Regions from separate parts of the Mus musculus genome. Here all the other regions are linked to region 1. The links are chromatin loops, found by intact Hi-C in ENCODE. Cell type or tissue: gastrocnemius. All regions are shown on one strand.

Region 1 (5,000 bases):
GATCACCACAAATTGCAACAAGCTCCTGAAAAGTAGGTTTATGCTCATAGAGGGAATCATGAAATTATTTTGTCCTTTCATAAATACCTTGACTTTTGGTAACATGCCGTAATGAGATCTCTTGTCTTCTTTCTCATTCTTCTACTAAAATATAATTTAATATTCTGCTAAAATTTAATTTAATAAAGGAACAGAATCTTCCTTCCTTGCATCTCAGGGAGTGGGAGGGAAAAAAGGAAGGTGTGAGGGAGGGGGAAGGAAAGGAGAGAGACCAGCACAGGCCAGAGCACTTCAGATGGAGCAGAATCAAACAGGAGCAGACGAACCTTGAACCTCATATGCGGCTCTAAGAAGAGCTGTGCTGTTTGGGGTCAAAGTCTACCAAATCCTCTGCCACAACCACAAAGCCACAGGAAAGTGGTGAAACCAGTTACTGCCACAAGACCAGAAAGAAATCAAGTCTATTACAAGATATTTACAGAACTGGATATGTTTATCTTCAGAAACGCATGGCACAGAGGAGAGCAGCAGCCCTCTTCTGAAATGGAACACTCTCACAGGCTAGACAAAGCCTGCTGCAGTCCACTTCTGCCTCCATCTTTTTGGGATCACACCTTCTCCCAGCTGTAACCCTGCCTGGGGCCCTCAGAGTCTGCTCTGGTACCTGGCTGTGGTACTGCAGGCCAAGATTCAAACCTCAGCTGTTAGGAAAAGTACAACCTCAGACAGCTTAAGCTTTATATATTTTAAATCCTTTTCTACAGTTTTACAACATGCCGATACTTTCCAATTTCCTGGACAGTTTCACAGACAAGCTGAAGGAATTGGGGATGGTTGAACACCATCAGGTGTCAGAAGTAGATAGAGGGAAGGAGGATTAGAGCACTGGGCACAAAGTGTCTCTAAGAGAGAGAAAGTACTGGCCTGGGAGGGAAGGTTTTCCTCTTGCCCTCTCTTGCCCTCTCTTGCCCTCTCTTGCCCTCTCTTGCCCTCTCCTTCTTCCCCCCTCTTCCCCCCTCTTCCCCTCTCTTTCCCTCTCCTCTTCTTCCCCCCTCTTCCCCTCTCTTCCCCTCTCTTCCCCTCTCTTCCCCTCTCTTCCCCCTCTTCCCCCCCTCCCCTCTTCCCCCTCTTCGCCTCTCTTCCTCCCTCTTCCCCCCTTTCCCCCCTCCTCCCCCTCTTCGCCTCTCTTCCCCTCTTTCGCCCCCTCTCCCCCCTCTTCCCCCCTCTTCGCCTCTCTTCCCCTCTTTTCCCCCCTCCTCCCCCCTCTTCCCCCCTCTTCCCCCCTCTTCCCCCTTCCCCCTATTCCCCCCTCTTCCCCCCTCTTCCCCCCTCTTCCCCCCTCTTCCCCTCTCTTCCCCTCTCTTCCCCTCTCTTCCCCTCCTCTTCCCCCACTCTTCGCCTCTCTTCCCCCTCTTCCCCTCTCTTCCCCCTCTTCCCCCCTCCCCTCTTCCCCCTCTTCGCCTCTCTTCCTCCCTCTTCCCCCCTTTCCCCCCTCCTCCCCCTCTTCGCCTCTCTTCCCCTCTTTCCCCCCTCTCCTCCCTCTTCCCCCCTTTTCACCTCTCTTCCCCCCTTTTCCCCCCTCCTCCCCTCTCTTCCCCCCTCTTCGCCCCTCTTCCCTTCTCTTCGCCTCTCTTTGTTTTGTGGCCTGTAGGCCACACCCAGGCCTTGGGAATGCTAGGGAAGTGTCCTGCCACTTGGGTTTTGCAGCACATGATTCTACCTCAGGAAGAGCTGACACTGGTGCCTTGAATTCTTGACTCTCCTGTCCCCATGTCCCAAGTTCAGGAACTGTGCATGTATGCCACTATGCCTGGAGAACTCAGTTTTTCAAACTTTCTTTTTCTTTTTCTTTTTCTTTTTCTTGATTCTATTTTTTTTTCCTTATCTACATTTTAGAATGTAAGCATTTGTCAGCACTGATGCCAATTCTCTCTTTAACCACAAGATGGCACTCGAGGGCTAATCTTTGGGGAATAAAAAGGCTTGCTTTTTCTTAAAAATACATCTCTGTAATTACGTAAACCGGCAAGAATGATATTTAAACCAAATCACTCTGAAAGGACAGCACAAACATACATGAAGTGTGTTAAATGAATGTGTTTCTATGTAACTGGAGGGAAAGGGAATCAGCTATTCCAAGAGAAAGATGATTTGTGTTTTATGTGTTTAAATACAGACAACCAAAAAATAAAAAATAAAAAAAAAAAAGAAAAGACAAGAAAAAACCACAACCAGTTAAAATCATATGTAAGCATAATACATACTAACTCCATAAATCAAAATACAAGACGGCTGAGTCCAGAGTGGGCTCTGTAAATACAAGAAAGGTTTACAGTGATATTTGACCCTCTACAGGTATTCACCTCCTTTTCAATAGACTCCAGTGAGATGAAGAGTAAATGCTGAAGTTGGTACACACATGCAGTCCCTTTCCTTAATGGTGGACGTAATTTGCTCTTGCCTGTACACAGTCAGGGTATGTATACTTACTGAAACTTTATATCTTTAGGAAGTACATGTTTTAAATTTCAAATAAGGTTTGTACTTATAAACACAATTTGATTGATCTCTGTGCCTTATTTTTTAAAAAACTGGTAAATTAGAGAAAGCTCTTGAACTGGTGACTCAGGTGACAGTGGAGGTGAGGAGCCTGGGCTGGATGCTGTGCACTGGGTGATCACTGGGTGATGGATGTGGAGCGTGTCAGCTGTGGCTCTGTAGGATGCTGATGCATCTTTGTGTGCTACACTTGAGCTCTGCCTGCCAACTCCGATACAACGTTGGGCATGAGGGGGGCGTGCCTAGTGAGTGAACAGTAATCCCCCAAGCTACTTCCTGCCCCTTCTATACCTCTTTCTTAGCTTATGTCGCTGGAACAAATCACCTGAGATTATCAACCTAAAAAGAAAAAAAGGTTTTTTTGTGGGTCGTGATTTCAGTCTATGGTTGGTGGGTCCCATCACTTTGAGTCTTTGACAAGGCGGGGCATTATAATAATAAAGCAAAGCTTCATACTTCATGGTGGTCAGAGAACAAAAAGAAGGATGGACTGGGGTATCAGTGCTCCCCCAAAAGCATGCCTCAATGATGTAACTTCCCTTTACAAGACCCTACCTCCTGAAGATCCCACCAACTCCTGGTAGCACCACAGACCATGCCCGTAGCTTGGTCTACTGGTTGCTTTACTGTTGCTGTGGTAAAATACCATGACCAAAAGCAACCTGCAGAGGAGAGGGTTTGTTTGGCTTACAAGTTACAGTCTATCATCAGGAGAAGGGAAAGCAGGAACTCAGGGCAGGAACCTGGAGACAAACTGAAGGAACATGAAGGAACAAGCCATGAAGGAACACTGCTTCCGGAATTGCCAAGCTGCTTTGTTTTTTCACCCAGGGCCACCTGCCCAGGGTTGGTGCCACCTGCCCAGGGTTGGTGCCACCTGCCCAGGGTTGGTACCATCCCTGCAGGCCCTCTTCTAATAATTAGCTATCAAGGACGTACTGACGGGCAACCTGATGGGGGCATTTTCCCAATGGAAGTTTCTCTTCCCAGATGACTCTAGTTGGTATCATGTTGACCAAAAACCAAGTGGGACTCATGATCTTTGGGGAACAGGAAAGATTCAGTCTGTAGCAATCTGCTGTGTGTGCAGAGGAACAACATCCTTTTAAGAGACTATATGCTGAAGGTAAAACTCTACCAGAATTAATAACTTAGATAACTTGCTGGCTGTCAGAGCTTAGACTCTGCATAGGGATTGTTTCTGTTGCTAGATGCATTGTAATGATACAGTGGCACTCATTCACTGGAGCATACAGCAGTGTTACACGTGCATAACAAGAACACTCTAAAGAACAGTCTTTGTTACTATTGATTTTATGCATTCACTATTTCTCTTGAGAAAATAAGTACAAACCACAGATTGGATGTTAGATTCATTTTCTTTTCCATGTCTTAGAAATAAAGCATTTATGAATATTTAAATGAACTGTCAAGGTAGTGTTTTTAAAAAGGCTTTAGAAATGAACACCAAATTACATGATTAATTAGTGAATATTTATGAGCTGATTGCGATAATGAGTATATATTAACTAACCAAAATACATGTAAGAGTTTAGAATTTGCATAAAATATTTATGACAGGCATATTTTCAGTTTTAAAACTCTGTTTATAGATTATACCCTAGAACTCCCCTAACAGAACCATGGTTTCTATCTACATGACAGATCTTAAATTTCAGTTTTTTTCTACAATTAATTTTATTTAATTCTAATATTAAATGGTGAGACAAGATACATATGCATTTTTTTCAACAAAATTAACTGAGTACCTACTACATGCTGTGCGGCAGGGATGCTTATTCCAATGCCCCAATTCTGGGTACTTCCTTATAACAATGTCTGAATAGCAAGGGCCCCAACAGAGACAGAATCAGTACACTATCAGACAGGTGATGGGGAGCTGAGACATCCGAGCATGTAAGGGACAGTTTCCTATGGAGAGATGTCAGCTGGATTCACGCCACCCTTGTGGGATGCTGTGCAGGCTGAAGAGAAGTGGAGTAGAGAGGGGAAACTGCAGACATAATGGTCCTAGATACATGTGGTCAGCTATATGTTATTTTCTAACTTGAGATACATTTACATTTCTTACATATTTCTGCCAGAGATTATTTTCATTCTGTGGAAAGCGGGGAGGAGGCTGGGGGGGGGAGGGTGGATATTCCCCACTCCTCAGGAGCTAATGTTTTTTGAATGTTCATATGCTAAACTTTTAAATATGTGGTATCATTCAAAGACTCAATGGAAAACAGCCTTTGCAAGGAAGGTGGTGTTATGCCCAGAGCAGCACATTCTGAGAGGGTAAGAACCCCATCAAGGTCTGCCTGACCCCTCCCCCTGCCAGTTCCAAGGGAAGGTTTTCCATCTGTGAAAGGAACACAAGCCAGTGAAGAAGCAGAAGGAAAGCACAATAGCAAGTCTTATGGCATGCATGTCTGTGT
Region 2 (5,000 bases), 530 kb after region 1:
GAGGAGGGCCAAGTCCCCTTAAGGAGAGGATCCTGAAGCGGTTGAAAGGAACTAAAGCTATACTCAGCTCTCCCTTGGGTTTGTATAAATCCTTTACTTTTTAGTCTCTAAGAAACTAAGGTCTTTGGAACCATTAGAGACTTCCAGGAAAAGAACAAATAATGGGGAGATGGTATAAATGTATGTGTGGAGTGAGTCGTGAAAGGCACTGGGGTCTGCCCACAACCAGGCTCCTATGTGCTGCTGGAACACATTAGCTAGGCATGCTAGAATCATGCGAAGGCCAGTTTGGGGCCAAACCTAAGGTCTAAGGCCCCCACCCTTCACCTCCATCTCCTGTTCCGTCTGTAAGGAACACTGTCCATACCCTAATTCACACGGCGCCAGGCTTTTGGGCTCTCATCTGCCTACACATTCTGATGCCCAATTTCTCTGTTTCTGATTGGCTCTGCATCCTAAGGCTTCTTCACAGACAGCCCTTGGGCCCCTCTGTCCACTGGATTCTGCTGGGACTCAGCCAGTGGGAGGCACTAGTGTGAAGTGGAAAATAGGGCCAGGGAGGGAGGCTGGGGTGTGGTGAGCATGTGGTAAGGAGTGTGGCTGCTAGGACTGGGTTCAGTGCAAAGGCCTGGAAAGTGTGGGGGCTGCTGGGTAGAGCTCAGTACTGATAACCTGAAAGTGAAAGCAATGGCTCCCAGAAGTACTTCTTTCCTGGTGAAGAATGACCAGGAACCATTTAGGTAGACTTGTATACAGCTTCAAGATGGCAGTCTGGTCCCTGCAATGCTTGTACCTAGGTGTGGGACCAGAACTGTTTGAGCAAAGGAAAAGCATGTCCAGCCCTTCTAATTTAGCCCACCAGGTGCACAATACCTACATTGATGCTGCTCAGAAACTGGGCATCTGAAAGATGCATGCCTGCCTGATGTGCTACCTGGCCTCCTAACTTTAGTTTATTTATTCTCTAGATGAGAGCCAGGCTTCTCTTAGTCACTTAGGAATATAGGGGTCTCACACACACAGACTGCATTTTACGGACTCCCAAGCACTGCTTGTGTGTTTGCACAATCCAAACACAGGACTGTGCAAGGCAAGGCTCTCAGACTGGCTATGACGGCTCCTTCCGTGGACGCTCCTGGGTATGCCTAAAGGAACGTGACTGGGCTGCAGGTCTTGGGGGGACCAGTGAATATGACGGGGTTCACTGAATTTCTTTGCTTGAGCACCCCTGGCAATTGCATTTGTTCTGAAAGTATCTCATGGTGTTGCCCAGGCTAAACTCACACTCATACACAAATTTCCCGCCCAGCCTCCTTGGTGTTGGGGTCACATCATGAGCCATCACACCTGGCTGTACTTTGAGGATCTCTCTGCTGCTCACATGACTTTTGCGTCTATGAGGGAATCAATGGCTCTATTCTTTCTAAATATCTTAATGACCAAGGAGTTGTTTTTAGAATGTTCCTTGGCATATGTATTTCTGGAAACCTAATCCTTACCTTAGCCCATGATTCCAAGAGAATTTTTAACAATGAAGAAAAGAAGAGGCTACATTCTTGGCTTCCCTGGAGGTCAAGATTTCAGAGAAATTAACTGCAGAGACGGGAATGTGTTCATGCTCTAGCTATGAGTTTTGTTCTCAACTCACTAGCTGTATGTCCTTGACCCAGGCATTGTCTCTAAACCTCACTTTCCTAATCTGTAAAATGGGGCTATTGCACTCATCGTATATTAGGGATCTAATGAGAATGGACGTGGAGTATATGTGAGGCCTCAATGTTGAACACAGTGTAAATGCCCAAAAGAAGCCTTTTTTAGAGCCATGGAAAAATATCACTTTTCCTAGGCATATTTTAACTCCAGTGCTTGTTTCAGGAGAGAAGATGGAGAGAGAGAGAGAGAGAGAGAGAGAGAGAGAGAGAGAGAGAGAGAGAGAGAGAGAACACAAACAATCTGGCTTGGAAGGGAACTTACTCTTTGAAGCTGACAAGTGTAATTTGTCTTGAGACTGCCAAGCGCTAGGGTTGAGCCTTCGTGTGGGAAAGAAGAGACAAGCAAGATTAATCTGGGGCCTTCATTACTTACTCCATCTGGCCTGGTTTGGCACAGCCCCTTCCCTCTATAGGCAGATTATTCCTTCAAAAGCCTCAGCAGAGGGCTCTCTAATGGGTTCTGACATGGCAGGAATGGGGTTCACACAGCTCTGAGATAAGGGCCCAAGACGAGGCCAAAATGCTTCCAGCACGACAGCCCAGATGCTCTGCCACAGAAGGCAGAAATGCACTGAAAAGGAGCCAAGGCCTCTGGGACGGGTGAAACCAGGATCCCAGAAGCACCTGGTCTCCACCCTGGGGAACAGCCGGAGCCGCCTTGTGGGCCGGGCTGGTGACATGGCTTACCTGACTGGGATGTGGTCCAATGACCACAGGCACTTGGTAATCTGGTTTTACAGTCACACTGGGGATAAAAGAAGTGGCTAGGAAGAAGGTTGGTTTTAAAATTTTTCTAGCAAAAACTTTGTGGATTTTTCCTCACACCCTCATCCTTATGCGTGTGGTAGTGGTGTGGGGAGGGGGGGGAGTACTTACGTAATCACATATCTGCAAAGCAGGCAGTGTTAATATTGGGGAGTGGGGGTGGAACAAGGAGCTTGCCCAAGGTCACATCTTAGGTGACTGATCCAAGACCACATGTGAGGGTAATTGGTTCAGTCTATACTCACTGTAGCAACTTCCACATCTCAGGCAGAAATTAGAAATTACGAGTAGGGAGAATCTTCCACGGCCCCCAGAGGTAGCAACTCCATGATCTGACCCTTGTCTTCTGAGACAAGCTGGGGCCAGAGGTAGGGGGTGGGGGCACTTTTGAGCTACCCTCAGATAGATGGAGTCCTCAAACCACACAGAAAAGCAGATGAATCAATCAGGACTTTGCTTGTGTTGGAGTTGGACACGTCTGTCTCTGGAACAAAGGCTCTGCTCTTTTGAACACACACACAGTTCTGTTCTGAGAGCCTTCACTGGTGTTCCAGGGCTGCAAAGGGCAAAGTCCAGCTCCAACCGGATAGCTCCCAGGGCTGGAGTCTTGTTTAAGAGCCTGGGCAAACCAGAGGCTATACAACACTGCCATCTCCTGGGAGCAAGGGCCACTCTGGTATGCAGACAGAAATCAGCAGAAAGCCCAGGACTAGATGAGTGAGGCAAGAGGCTGCTCTCTTCTTTTTATGGAGATTTCTGTGGTGACACTGTGATCAGCACTGCCTGTGTTTATCCACGGGCTAGCAAATCTCATGGAAACCAAAAACGTCCAAGTCAGATATTCATTCTTTTTGTTTTCAACTGACAAATATCAACAGAACCCCTGTTTCCTATGATGCGCTGTTACATGCTAAACGCATTGCAGCATGGCTGAGGTGAAGCTAAGTTAAGTAGTTGTCAGCAGGCACAGTGAGTCGTCATCTGTGTAATTCTAGCAGTCAGGGAGAGATCATGGCCAACCTAAGGTAGGTTCTAGGGCAGCTTGAGACCCCGTTTCACCTACCGCTTCCTGGATAAATGACTTCTAAGTTCCTGAAGCTCATAGCTGAGTGGAGAAGATGGACTATAAACAAGAAACAGTCTCACTGTGGAGGGCTTTGTTCATCTTGATTGTGGTGGGCTCATGGGGAAAAGCTCAAGTAGGAATCACCATGGGGGAGGGGAGACCCTGCACAGTCAGACAGCTTGGGAAGCCTTCAGTAAGAACATGACCTATATCCAGACACTTAGTCACACGGTCACAGGGTGAGTGGAAGATCGGATAGTGTGAAGGCTCTGACACGGGGATCCTGGCTCAGCACAAGAACTGGAGAAGATTTGTACGGTTGATCATTGAAAAAACAGGAAAAGAGATAAGATAATACGGAGTTCACAGAGGGCCTTGCCCTACCATGATTAAGTCTTTTTTAAAAACATGTAACAAAAACTCATCACAAAATAGTTTTAGCTCAAAAAATAATGCACTGATTTCTATAACTCTAAATTCTGGTGTTCAAACTTCAAGCAAGGCTAGATCCAGGAGCTTAGATAGTGCCACTAAGACTTTCTTTTTCTACTAATTAATTGTCTCCATTTGTTTCTGTATTTCTTTTTCTGTTTAGTATGTAAATGCACGTGCATGTGTGAATAGATGCCATCAGAGGTCAGAAGGTATCTGATCTCTGGCATCCCCTGATTCTGGAGTTGCAGGTGGTTTTGAGCTGCCCTGTGTTGTGCTGGGAAGAGAACTCAGTTCCTCTGCAAGAGCAGCAAGCAATCTTAACTGCTGAGCCATCTCTCCAACACTGTCTCTCTGTTTCTTAGTTAGACTTATTCTCTCTTTCATTAACAGATTCTGTTGGTCTGGTAAGAAAACTGTCACTGATATTTGCCAGGCCTCTATCTTTACAATCTAAGTATGATCCAAAAGGAAAAGAGATTTATCCTGCTATCTCAAAATGGGAGGATAAAAATGAAGGACAAAGTATGGCACTCTTTGGTTCATGTACATACCTGATGAGCCAATGTGTGTGGTGGGTCATCAAAAGGGACGAGGTCTAACCTGAGCCATGCTCCACCCCTCTGACTTGTGTATGATTGAGAGTAAAGGCAGGAAAACGTGGGTGCTGTGGCTGACGATAGTCTTGGGATCATAAGACTTGGGGAGGAGTCTCCACCAAGACAAAGCAGGCGGACCGCAGAAGAGAAACTGGTAAAGATGGGCTATACTTGTCGCCTGACAAAACAACAGTGACAGAGTTCTGTGAAGGGTTATTATACAAGAAGAAAACAAAGATTGAAAAAAAAAAAAAAAAAAGACCACACAGGTGTGACCTTGTACATCTTTAAACACAACTTTTGCTAGGCAGAGGCAGACAGATTGTGTCAAGGTTAGGCCAACATGATCTTACACGGTGAATTCCAGGCCACCCAGGACTACAAATTCATAGTGACCCTCTGTCTCAACACAGACAAACAAAGACC
Region 3 (5,000 bases), 510 kb after region 1:
TTTATAAGGATAGGCAAATTTACCAGATAGATTTTTTTGGTTCAGGTGGGGCAGTGTTCACCAAGAGCAGAGGTTCTTTAAAATGAGGCCTATCTCCTCTCCATCCAGTCTCCCATCCTTACTGGCCCAACTGCTTTCTAATGCTCTCAGCACCAAGACAGATCACTCTCTTCTACCCAGGACCCTGCCACCCTGTCTGCCTCTGCTTCCCCAGGCCAGCCTGAACGAGCCAGAGACATTAGCCTCGGCACTGAGTTATTTTACAACTGCCTGCCTCTGCTTCCCTCTTCCTTCTTCGGCTTGTTGGCACCCTCTCCCTTTCCCAAGCACTGTTATTCAAGAAATATCATCTGCATATATGGGAATCTCTGCCCTGGCCCTGCATTGTTGATAGCTCTGGAGTTGTTTATAAAAATATCCCTGGCATTCCCTGCCGTCATGCTCTGCATCCTGGCTGGCTTTGCCAGTGTGATAAGAAGCACTTTGTTTGCCCTTCGGGGGATTTCTGACCTACCTCACCAGCTTTCCTTCCCAAGCTCACGTTATCCATTAAAAGAACCATAATAAAAATCACACAGATGAATCCTACCCGACCTTTAAGTATCGTCTGTAGCGCACACTTGAATCTGTAGTACTTCGGGAACTACTTAATATCTGAAGACTGGTTAGCTCAGCCAGTAACTTGTCCATTCAACTTGGAACTAGTTAGTTCAGCAGGAGGCTAAAGAACTCAGGTGGAGGTCTGGTTCACAGAATGCAGGGCAGGGTATCTCCTATTTGATTGGAAATTGTAGTTGGTTAATGTGCTTGTTGGCTGATAAGCTCAACTTCCTATAGCCCTGAGCTTTGGAAGAGAGACCCTGATCCTTATCTCACTGAAAGCAAGTCAGCATCACTCTGCCAGGTTCACTAACCACAGACTTTCAGCTTAACCCAGGTAGCAAAATATAGAGGTACAGAAAAAATAGATCCCTGAAGCACATACACATTTGTAAGAACAGCTCTAAACACGAGCTCGACCTTTAGCTCACCTCTAGGATACTAGGTCTAAGTCATCTTTGAACCTCGAGGAGGGTACCAGTAAAGATAATAGTGGTAGTGGAAAATGGGACCATTTTCATCTAGGCATTTCCTCAACAGTTTGCCAGGCATCTACTGTACCCTAGACATCATGCTAAACACCAAGGAGGCAGGCGGACTGCATACAACTTGATGATGCTCTCCAGGAATGTTTCTGTGACTGAAGTTTGGCCCATGGAGCATGAGCAATGCACTGAATACCACGCCCCACCCCACCCCCATCTCCATGGCAAGGTTAGCAAACCTATCTCTTTTTGTTCTGAGAAAGGCGGGCCATCCAGAGGCCTTTCAGCTTCCTTCTGGTATATCTTTGGCTTGTCTGTGCTATCTTCGCTCTTGCTTTCTCCATCACACCACCGGACATAAGTCCTCCACCTGGGAACTCGACGTATGCCCCTAGTATTTTGCACCTGCTTTCTATCGAATGTCTTGTGCCTAAAATCATGCATTTATCTCTCTTCTTTTTGTAAATACAGGTCTCCTCCGTGAGTTGAACAGTTGTGACAAACTATCTTTCCTGTTAATCCCCCAAGTCTCTCGAGACATATAAGGGGTACAGATGGGGGTCCGTGTTTTCCTGGCGTTCCATTGATGTGCCCTTTTGAATGAAAAGCTTCTCACCTTAACTTTACCAATCCTGAATCTCTCTAAGGCAACTGATGTTTATACTCTCTGTGTCTTAGTAGATTCAGGTTGCCATAAGAAAACTACATAAACTGAGTAGATTATAGACAACAGAAATTTGTTTCACGTGTATTTGGAAACTGGGAAATCTAGATTTGGTAACAGCCTGGGCTATATAGCGAGACTCCGTTCTGAGCAGGCGAGCAAGCAAACAGTTGACTGAGACTAGACTATGGAGGCATGCTTCCACGGAAGTAACAGAGATTCAGGGGTCAGAAGGACCTGGAAACCCTGGGCAAAGATGACTGAGGGAAGAGATTGGTCACATGCTGGCTGTTGGGGGATATTAAGCTGGAAGATGACTTTTAGATTTGACAGAGATCGCTGACCCACAGACAATATCTTCTTTCTGTGTTCTCACATCGTACAGGGGCTAAGAAGTATCTCTCTGGCTTCTTGTCTATGACACTAATGTCACGCCTATGGCCTGATTACTTCTTCAAAGATCCACTTTCAAATGCCACCATAACCTTGGTGATTAGGATTTCAGCGTATTAGCTTGATGGGACAAAACATTCAGACCACAGCACTTCACCACCTAACTTACTCCAAAGATATCAGAGCACTATTCCTCCTGCTTATAGACTCCTGAACATGCACCATCTATGTTTCCCCCTGAGGGTTGTCATAGTTTCCTTTCAAAAGCCACCAGCGATCTCTGTCAAATCTAAAAGTCATCTTCCAGCTTAATATGTGAAAGTGTCCATGAGCTCTCTGGAGTATGGAGACGGTTGTATAAGTCGAAAGCCTCGATTCACTGTGTAGAGGTCATTTGCTTTTCACATCTTATAAAGCACATCCCAGGACCAAAGCATCGGGCTGTTCATTACCACGTGCTCAAAGCCTGCCATTTCTATTTTGCTAGCCGGTGGGTTGCTGCATTGGAGGCTCCTGGCTTTCTAGAATACCACCAAGTAATTGCCTTACAAATCCTGAAGATCAATTGTTCCACAAAGACATATTATGTCTTAACACCGGTGAACATTTTTGTGTTTTTTCAGTTTTGTTTTAATTCCCAAACACTTGTTAGTTTTGCTGAAATCTCACAGGTTTTACATTGGACCTGATTTCTTTTTAGTATATGATATAAGAACCTGCGAACAGACCATAAAGCCTTGAGGCAGGTTTCTACAAGAGAAAGGGGGAAAGATTTTTACTGCTGTCTTTATTTTTCCAGCTCCTGCATAAATAAGGGAAGTTAAGCATACTTCCTGTAGGCTTTCAGCCACAAGGACCAACTCTGAACTGTCATGTTGCCGCCCTCTACTGGTAGCAATGGCAGCTGATCTGCTTTCTAAAGCTAAGGTTGGGTCTTTGGCTTTGAAAACATCAAGAGTTTGGGGGCTAAAAAAAAATGTTTTTGTTTGTCAGAATTTGACGAGCAGAGGCAGATACAATTGGCTCCCTGAAGTAAAAAGCTCTCTTCTGTTTCAGAACCCTTTAGATGAACTCTTCTGTAGTTCTTATAGTCACTAAGTCATAATCACACCTGTTTATATTTGTTTACTGTTGTAGGTCACAGGTCTTGAATTATAGCAGGTGCTCAATTAATGGTCACCAGCTACAGGTATGAGTAAGCTAGCAGAAAAAAACATAGTTTGCATTTTTCATCTTTAGAATTGTTTTTTAAAGGGAAGGAGATGTAGAACATAACTCAATGTTCTTGCTAACAGATTTTAAAATAAAAGCAATGCCTTTCTCCTACAAGTGAGCAGAATAAAATGCCTGGCACTGTTTAGATTGGGGTCATTAGACTTTCAAGCTAATGGCTATACTTTTCATTTCTTTCTTTGAGGTTCTCAGTAATTGCAGGGTGGTTGAATTCTTTTTCTTTTTCTTTTTTTTTTTCCTTTTTTTTTCTTTTCCTTCTTCTTCTAGAAAGCTGAAGAAGGGAAACTAAGTTGCGCGTAGCTGTGGCAATCCAGCAGCCGTGCATGTTCTGCTGGGAATGCCTGCTCTGGGTTTGCCTCCTTCTTCTGGCCTCCTGGAAGCTACAGGCCATGTATAAAACCCAAGATCAGTCACCTGAAACCCTTGCCGTAGACTTGGGCTCCTATGGAAATGGAGAAATCATTAAATGGTTTTATAGCAGCAGTTATGGGGTTGGGCAGAGAGAGGGCTTGGCTGGAGTAGACAAGTCTCCAACAAAAGGGAAGCAACCTGAACTAGGGGTGTAGCTGAGTGGAAGAGTGCTTGCTTAGCATGTGGGCTGCCCCTGGTTCAATCCCCAGCGCCAAGGGCAGGAGGCTGGGAGACAACAAGAAGGTTCCATTCTCAGAGCCTTGGGGAACCATCTGAGGTCTCACCTGTATTCCCAGATTTTCTGGTATCTGTGACTTCTAGTTAGTTCACCTGTTACCTTAATGAAACCAGAGACTATTTCTGTACTTTATATAATAATAATAATAATAATAATAATAATAATAATAATAATAATAAATGTAATATCAGCCAACAGAAAGGGAGATGCCAGGAAAGAGAGAGAGAGAGAGAGAGAGAGAGAGAGAGAGAGAGAGAGAGAGAGAGAGAGAGAGAGAAGAAAGTGAGGGAGGGGAGAAGAAAGAAGGGGACAGAAGAAAGAAGAGAAGGGACCAAAGAAAATGAAGCTGGAGATGTCTTCTGGTTGATAGATGGTGCCTTGCACATGCTCAGTGCATGGTGGGCATCCCCAAAGTCAGACAAGAGGAAAACTGATTTTCAATATTCATTGTCTGGGTTGTTTTGTCTTGGTTTTGCCCTTTTGTTTGTTTGGGGTTTGTTTCGTGGAGTTCTTCTCAGGTGGGTTCTTACTCTGTCACCTTGACTCAAATAGCTTCTGGGGGGAATTATAAATGTGAGCCACCATGTCCAGCCAAAAATCTCCTTTTTAATAAAGCACAGAATTCTTGTTTGGTATGGCAACTCTAGCAGCCCTTTCAGGGCCAACCAAACCTAAATCAGCCACTCAGAGTGCTTGGTCCACTGACCATCAGGAGCTACCTGGAGGCTCCAGAAAAAGCAATTATCTGCCTCTTCTCATATCCACTAAGTCCAAATCTGCATTTTAACAATGCCCTGAGAGGTTCCTGAGTACATCCCACTGTGAAAAGTCTCTGAGATCCAGGCTGCCTTACCATCTCAAACCTCACGGTTTCATCAACACAGTGAAGAAAATAAAGCCAACTAGACTATGGTTGGAACCTGTGAAACTACTAATATGTCACCATTTCCACCTACAGAAACAGTATTGTATTCAT
Region 4 (5,000 bases), 590 kb after region 1:
ATGTGGAACTTTGCATATGTGCTACTGTATTGATGCTCAAATGTATCAGATTTTTGAAGCATTCTAGATTTTGTTATTTTTAAAATTAGGGATACTCCATCAGTATTAATGTCTTTGGATCCATTATAGAAAATGTAAATATAGTTTGTATTTTAAACACATTTAAGGACTGTGGGCTATTACCTCACCTAAATGTCACCTTGTGGTTATAACGGAAACAGGCAGAGGGCCAACTTATTTAGAATCGCAATCACAACTTTAAAAAAGAGGATTTATCAGAATTATAAACATTCACAGGACACTCAAGAGAACTTGGAGTATACTAGACGTTTATCCCATTAGACATTGAAAGGAATGGACTTTCTGGCCAGACTGGCAGGATCGGCTTTCCAGGCTCTGCTGACTAGTCTTGGACAACATTTACTTAATTCCCCTGTGCTTCCATGTCTTTATCTGTAACATTAAGATAGGAGTCCACACCCATCTCACGTGTAGACAGGTTGTGCAAGGAATCCCAGAATCTACAGATGCCCTTATATGAAAGGGTGCCATTTCCATATAACCTGTATATACCTTCACATATTAAGAAACCTCCAGATTTGCAAAACACATGAAACTCAAGAAGAACGAAGACCAAAGTGTGGACACTTTGCCCCTAATTAGAATTGGGAACAAAACACCCATGGAAGGAATTACAGAGACAAAGTTTGGAGCTGAGACAAAAAGGATGGACCATCTAGAGATTGCCATATCCAGGGATCCATCCCATAGTCAGCCTCCAAACGCTGACACCATTGTATACACTAGCAAGATTTTGCTGAAAGGACCCTGATATAGCTGTCCCTTGTGAGGCTATGCCGGTGCCTGGCAAACACAGAAGTGGATGCTCACAGTCAGCTATTGGATGGATCACAGGGCTCCCAATGGAGGAGCTGGAGAAAGTACCCAAGGAGCTAAAGGGATATGCAACCCTATAAGTGGAACTACATTATGAACTAACCAGTACCCCTGAGCTCTTGACTCTAGCTGCATATGTATCAAAAGATGGCCTAGTCAGCCATCACTGGAAAGAGAGGCCCATTGGACAGGCAAACTTTATATGCCCTAGTACAGGGGAACGCCAGGGCCAAAAAGTGGGAGTGGGTGGGTAGGGGAGTGGGGGGGTGGGTATGGGGGACTTTTGGGATAGCATTGGAAATGTAAATGAAGAAAATACCTAATTAAAAAAAAGAAAAGAAACCTCCAGGACACTCACAGTGCCTAATACAATATAAACAATTAACAGTGCATTCATTATTCAGAGTCTCTGCAAACCAAGGTTAATGAAACTCCTTTTCACAGTTCTAGCAGTTAGGACTGGGCATTTAGTTCCGTTCGGATGCTCAGAGTCCCAGGTTCAGCCTCTGAGTACTGCAGAAGCAGGGTGTGGCAGCACAGAAGCTGCACTTCCTGCACTTGGAGGTGGAGGCAGGAGGATCAGAAACCTCATGCCATCCTCAACTATGTAGTCCAGCCTGGGCTACAGGAGAATCCGTTTCAAAAAGAGTTCTAAAACACAATAAAGAAAAGCATGTAAAATGTTCATTGCAATACTTGACCACAGAGTAGCTACTAACAGAGGATCCAAACCCATGTCAGAACCAGTCAGAAGCTGACCTGGGCAGTGAGTTTTAAAGCGGCTGCTGAGTCCCTTCATTAGATCACAGAACTTGAGTGTTTTCATTGTTGCTTGTCAACAGTGACTTATAAAAAAAACCATAAAGATGTGATTTATAAAACTGAAATGCAGGATCAATAATGTTTAAATAAAATAGTACACAGAGAGTCATAGGTGTGCACGCACACACATACACAAACACACACACACACACACACACACACACACAAACCCTTATGCAGACAAATGAGTCCACAGAAGGTGAGGAACATGAAGGAGATGGGCTACAGAGATAAGAATCAAAGAGTTGTTGTCTATGCTCCTCCTACATCTACTGTGGGGCCAAGGAGCCCCAGCTCCCAATGGCCCTAGCTCCCAGCAGCCCCAGCTCCCAGCAGCCTTCAGCATCATGCTATGGTCCTCAGAGTGGCTCAGTGGAGTCTCACTGGGCTAACCACCAGCATCTACTCAACTTTGTGATGAGCCTCTGTGAAGTCAGACCTGACTAGTGTGGCCTCCAAGCAAACAGGAAGAGAGGAGCAGGCAACTGTCTCCCTTATCCGTTGAGAACTTTTTGGTAGAGAGAAGACATGTCAAAAGCTGGAGTAAAATTTGCTCACTAGGAACTTGCACTGGAACTGTGTGCTCAGAAGGAAGAACATGGCCAGCAACCCCGGCCTACAGGAATGTCATTCTTAGTCCTGTGGCTGAACTCAATCTCTCCAACTTAAAGATGCACTAGTCTAAGTGTGCGCCTTCTGGTTATTACCTGGAGTTAAGTACTAAAATCCCTTGGATTTTTTTGGGGGTGTGTGGGGGGGAGGTGGGGAGCCAAGTTCCAAAGCTGCCAATCACAAAGAAATAATAAATGTTATGGAGCACTGCACATATGCATTGAATCACCATACTGTGACCCATAAGGATGTACAGTTAGTATGAATCCATTTAAAAGATAAAGGACACCCACACCCACAAGTCTGGTTAGAGAATTGCTTTATTTTCAAATCATTTGTGGTTGTATGTTTCCCTCTTGTGGTAGGAAACAGAAAAATCAGGCAAATGTGCTGTAGCCTTGGGGTGACAGAGGTGCAGTTCTCTTTCCCAGAATTGCTGTGTTGTCTAAACATAGCAGGGCCCAGTTCACCAGGCCCCTTTGTGTCTCCTTATGGTCCACAAATCATTAAGATTTTAACACAAAGCGGGAAACACTGTTACTCTGGGATAGTCTCATGCTTGCACAGGCCAGCTTTGGAGAAAGGTGGCTCCAGAGAAGGAAAACTGCCTTCCAGTGGAGAATCAGTGTGAAGTAAGGGAGCAAATACCCTTGAGGAAGTTCAAGCACATAAAGAAAATACAGGAAGTGCTTATCATAGCTGCCTGGACACACAGTAAAAAAAATCAAGAGGTACTGAGAAGGCCTGATCTCACCTTTCTAGCTCATCTGATGTGAGCCAGGGAAGAGATGGTTTGTGGGATAAACACTCTCTCAACTTCTGCATTGGCCCAGGCACTATGGGAGGCAGGAAGAAGGAACATGGAGGATGGAAAATCAAAATGGAAGAAGGAATGCTTAGGACTGAACCAAGCACTCATTTGTTCTACCCAGAAGGCTCTGGATTAGACCAGCCTGGGTCCAGCCCTGACTTTGCCCCATTCTGGTTCTATAGTCTTTCTGATCTCAATCTTTTATTTGTAAAATAGGGACAATGGTTGTGTGCTTGCAACTCAATAGCACTCAACAGGTTAAGACTCAGGAATCACCATTAATTTGACCAGCCTGGACTGCCTACTGAGTTTAAGGCCGACATGGCCTACAAAGTGAGATATTGTTTCAAAATAAAATAAACAAATTCTGAAAGGGCGGCATCTGTGGTGGTTTGAATAAAAACAGCCCCCATAGGCTTATGCTTGGATAGTGGTCCCTAGTTGGTGGAATTGTTTGGGAAGAATTAGGAGGTGTGTCCTTGTTGGAGGAGGTGTGTTACTGGGAGTGGGCTTTGAGGTTCCACTTAGCTTTCTCTGCCTAGTGCTTGTGGGTCAGGACGTTACGTAAGCTTCAGCCACTGCTCCAGCACCATGTCTTCCTGCTGGCTGCCACGCTCCATACCATGATGGTCAGACTCACTCTGTGACTGTAAGCCTTCAATAAACCCTTTCTTCTATAACTGCCTTGGTCATGGTGTCTTATCACAGCAATAGAAATAATGATGGTGATGCAGATGATACGATGAAGGAAGAAGCAAGAAGAAGGAAGAGGAGGAGTAGGGAGAGGAGGAGGAGAAAGAAGAAGAGGAGGAGGAAGAGAAGAGGAGGAGGAGGAGGCGGAGATGGAGTCGAAGATGAAGACGACAAAGAAGTTGTTGAAGACAACATCGTTGCTTGAATGACTTCTTTTGGACATCATGGATTAGTGCGCTTAGGGTCATGGACTATGCACTTTGAGGACCATCTACTTTGAGGAATTCAGTATAGTGAAAATAAGGGATCCAACTCAAATTCTTACCAGGCTTTACTTAGTACTTAAGTAGTATTGAGGGTACCAATCTGGTTCCTCACCTATTATACAGCGGCCCAACAGCTTTTTCTCTCAAGCTGCTGAGGTCATATGAACTCATGTGAAGTCCAGCACTGTGCCTAACAGTACACGTAGGCTTCCTGGCACACATAATAACAACCCATGATGTGGGTGTTCTTACTACTCCTATACTACGGATGAGGAAATTGAAGTGTTATCAAATTAGGCCAGGCACTAAATCCAATCAGTGGCTGTCATATTTATAAGGAGCAAGAGATTTGAAGACAGAGACAGACACAAGGAAGTGCGCCACATGGGGACAGAGGTAGAGAATGTGAGCTATGCTGCAGCACCAAGTGACAGGAGCTAGGAGGGAGCCAGGGTAGAGCCTTCTCTAGGGTTCCTAAGAGCATCACGGGCTGTGGCTATCCCTAGAGTGGAAGGGTGCTTGCCTGGCATACGTGAGGATCTGGGCTTGGAAGGAGCTGGTGAGGAGGGAGGAAAAGGGAAAGAAGAAGCAGCAGCAGCTTACCCTTAGGGCTGCTACTTGAAACTACAAGAGTGAATGAGTGTTGTTTGACGCAACAGTGCGTGATGCCTTTTTCTAGAAACTCTGGAGAATTGACGTAAGTTAGCGGTAATTTAAAATGGCATGTCCTATTCTGGGGTAGCTGGGCTCTCTGCACGAGGGTTGGCAGACTGAGTGAAAACATTCTGGGGTTTCCCCAGCCCGCTCCCATGTACCTTTCCTATGCCCCAGAGTGCTCGCTCCTCACCACCAAGTGTCAGCCTGGATGCTGGCTCAGGTTCTAAGGGGAAGCTTCCTGT

What was found. A loop is a pair of places that touch in the nucleus more often than their neighbours do. Peaks named below come from ENCODE experiments on the same cell type or tissue, not always from the same donor. Only the 100,000 strongest peaks of a DNase experiment are listed, where the experiment ranks them.
Region 2: it touches region 1 in a loop (7-fold over the local background); 23 of 42 quality-filtered maps call a loop at or near these places.
Region 3: it touches region 1 in a loop (3-fold over the local background); 31 of 42 quality-filtered maps call a loop at or near these places.
Region 4: a loop joins it to region 1, with 7 times the contacts of the local background. A loop is called at or near these places in 20 of 42 quality-filtered maps.

Annotation. Positions count from the first base shown.
Region 1 is chr4:100,535,042-100,540,041 of GRCm38, reverse strand. The region is part of intron 8 of Ube2u (ubiquitin-conjugating enzyme E2U (putative)); the gene reads right to left. Among named protein-coding and RNA genes, the nearest start is that of Ube2uos, 9.7 kb to the right of the region's middle. In gastrocnemius, a CTCF peak has its summit at 1,945 (motif pointing right); a DNase peak (open chromatin) is centred at 1,920.
Region 2 is chr4:100,006,645-100,011,644 of GRCm38, reverse strand. No RefSeq gene overlaps it. Among named protein-coding and RNA genes, the nearest start is that of BC062258, 79 kb to the right of the region's middle. In gastrocnemius, a CTCF peak has its summit at 3,131 (motif pointing left); DNase peaks (open chromatin) are centred at 495, 2,241 and 3,106.
Region 3 is chr4:100,026,852-100,031,851 of GRCm38, reverse strand. No RefSeq gene overlaps it. Among named protein-coding and RNA genes, the nearest start is that of Gm35701, 66 kb to the left of the region's middle. In gastrocnemius, a CTCF peak has its summit at 3,025 (motif pointing left); a DNase peak (open chromatin) is centred at 3,025; H3K27ac peaks cover 407 bases.
Region 4 is chr4:99,945,052-99,950,051 of GRCm38, reverse strand. All of the region lies in intron 1 of Pgm1 (phosphoglucomutase 1), which reads right to left. Among named protein-coding and RNA genes, the nearest start is that of BC062258, 18 kb to the right of the region's middle. In gastrocnemius, a CTCF peak has its summit at 2,695 (motif pointing left); no DNase peak of the experiment used is centred here; H3K4me3 peaks cover 853 bases; H3K27ac peaks cover 3,355 bases.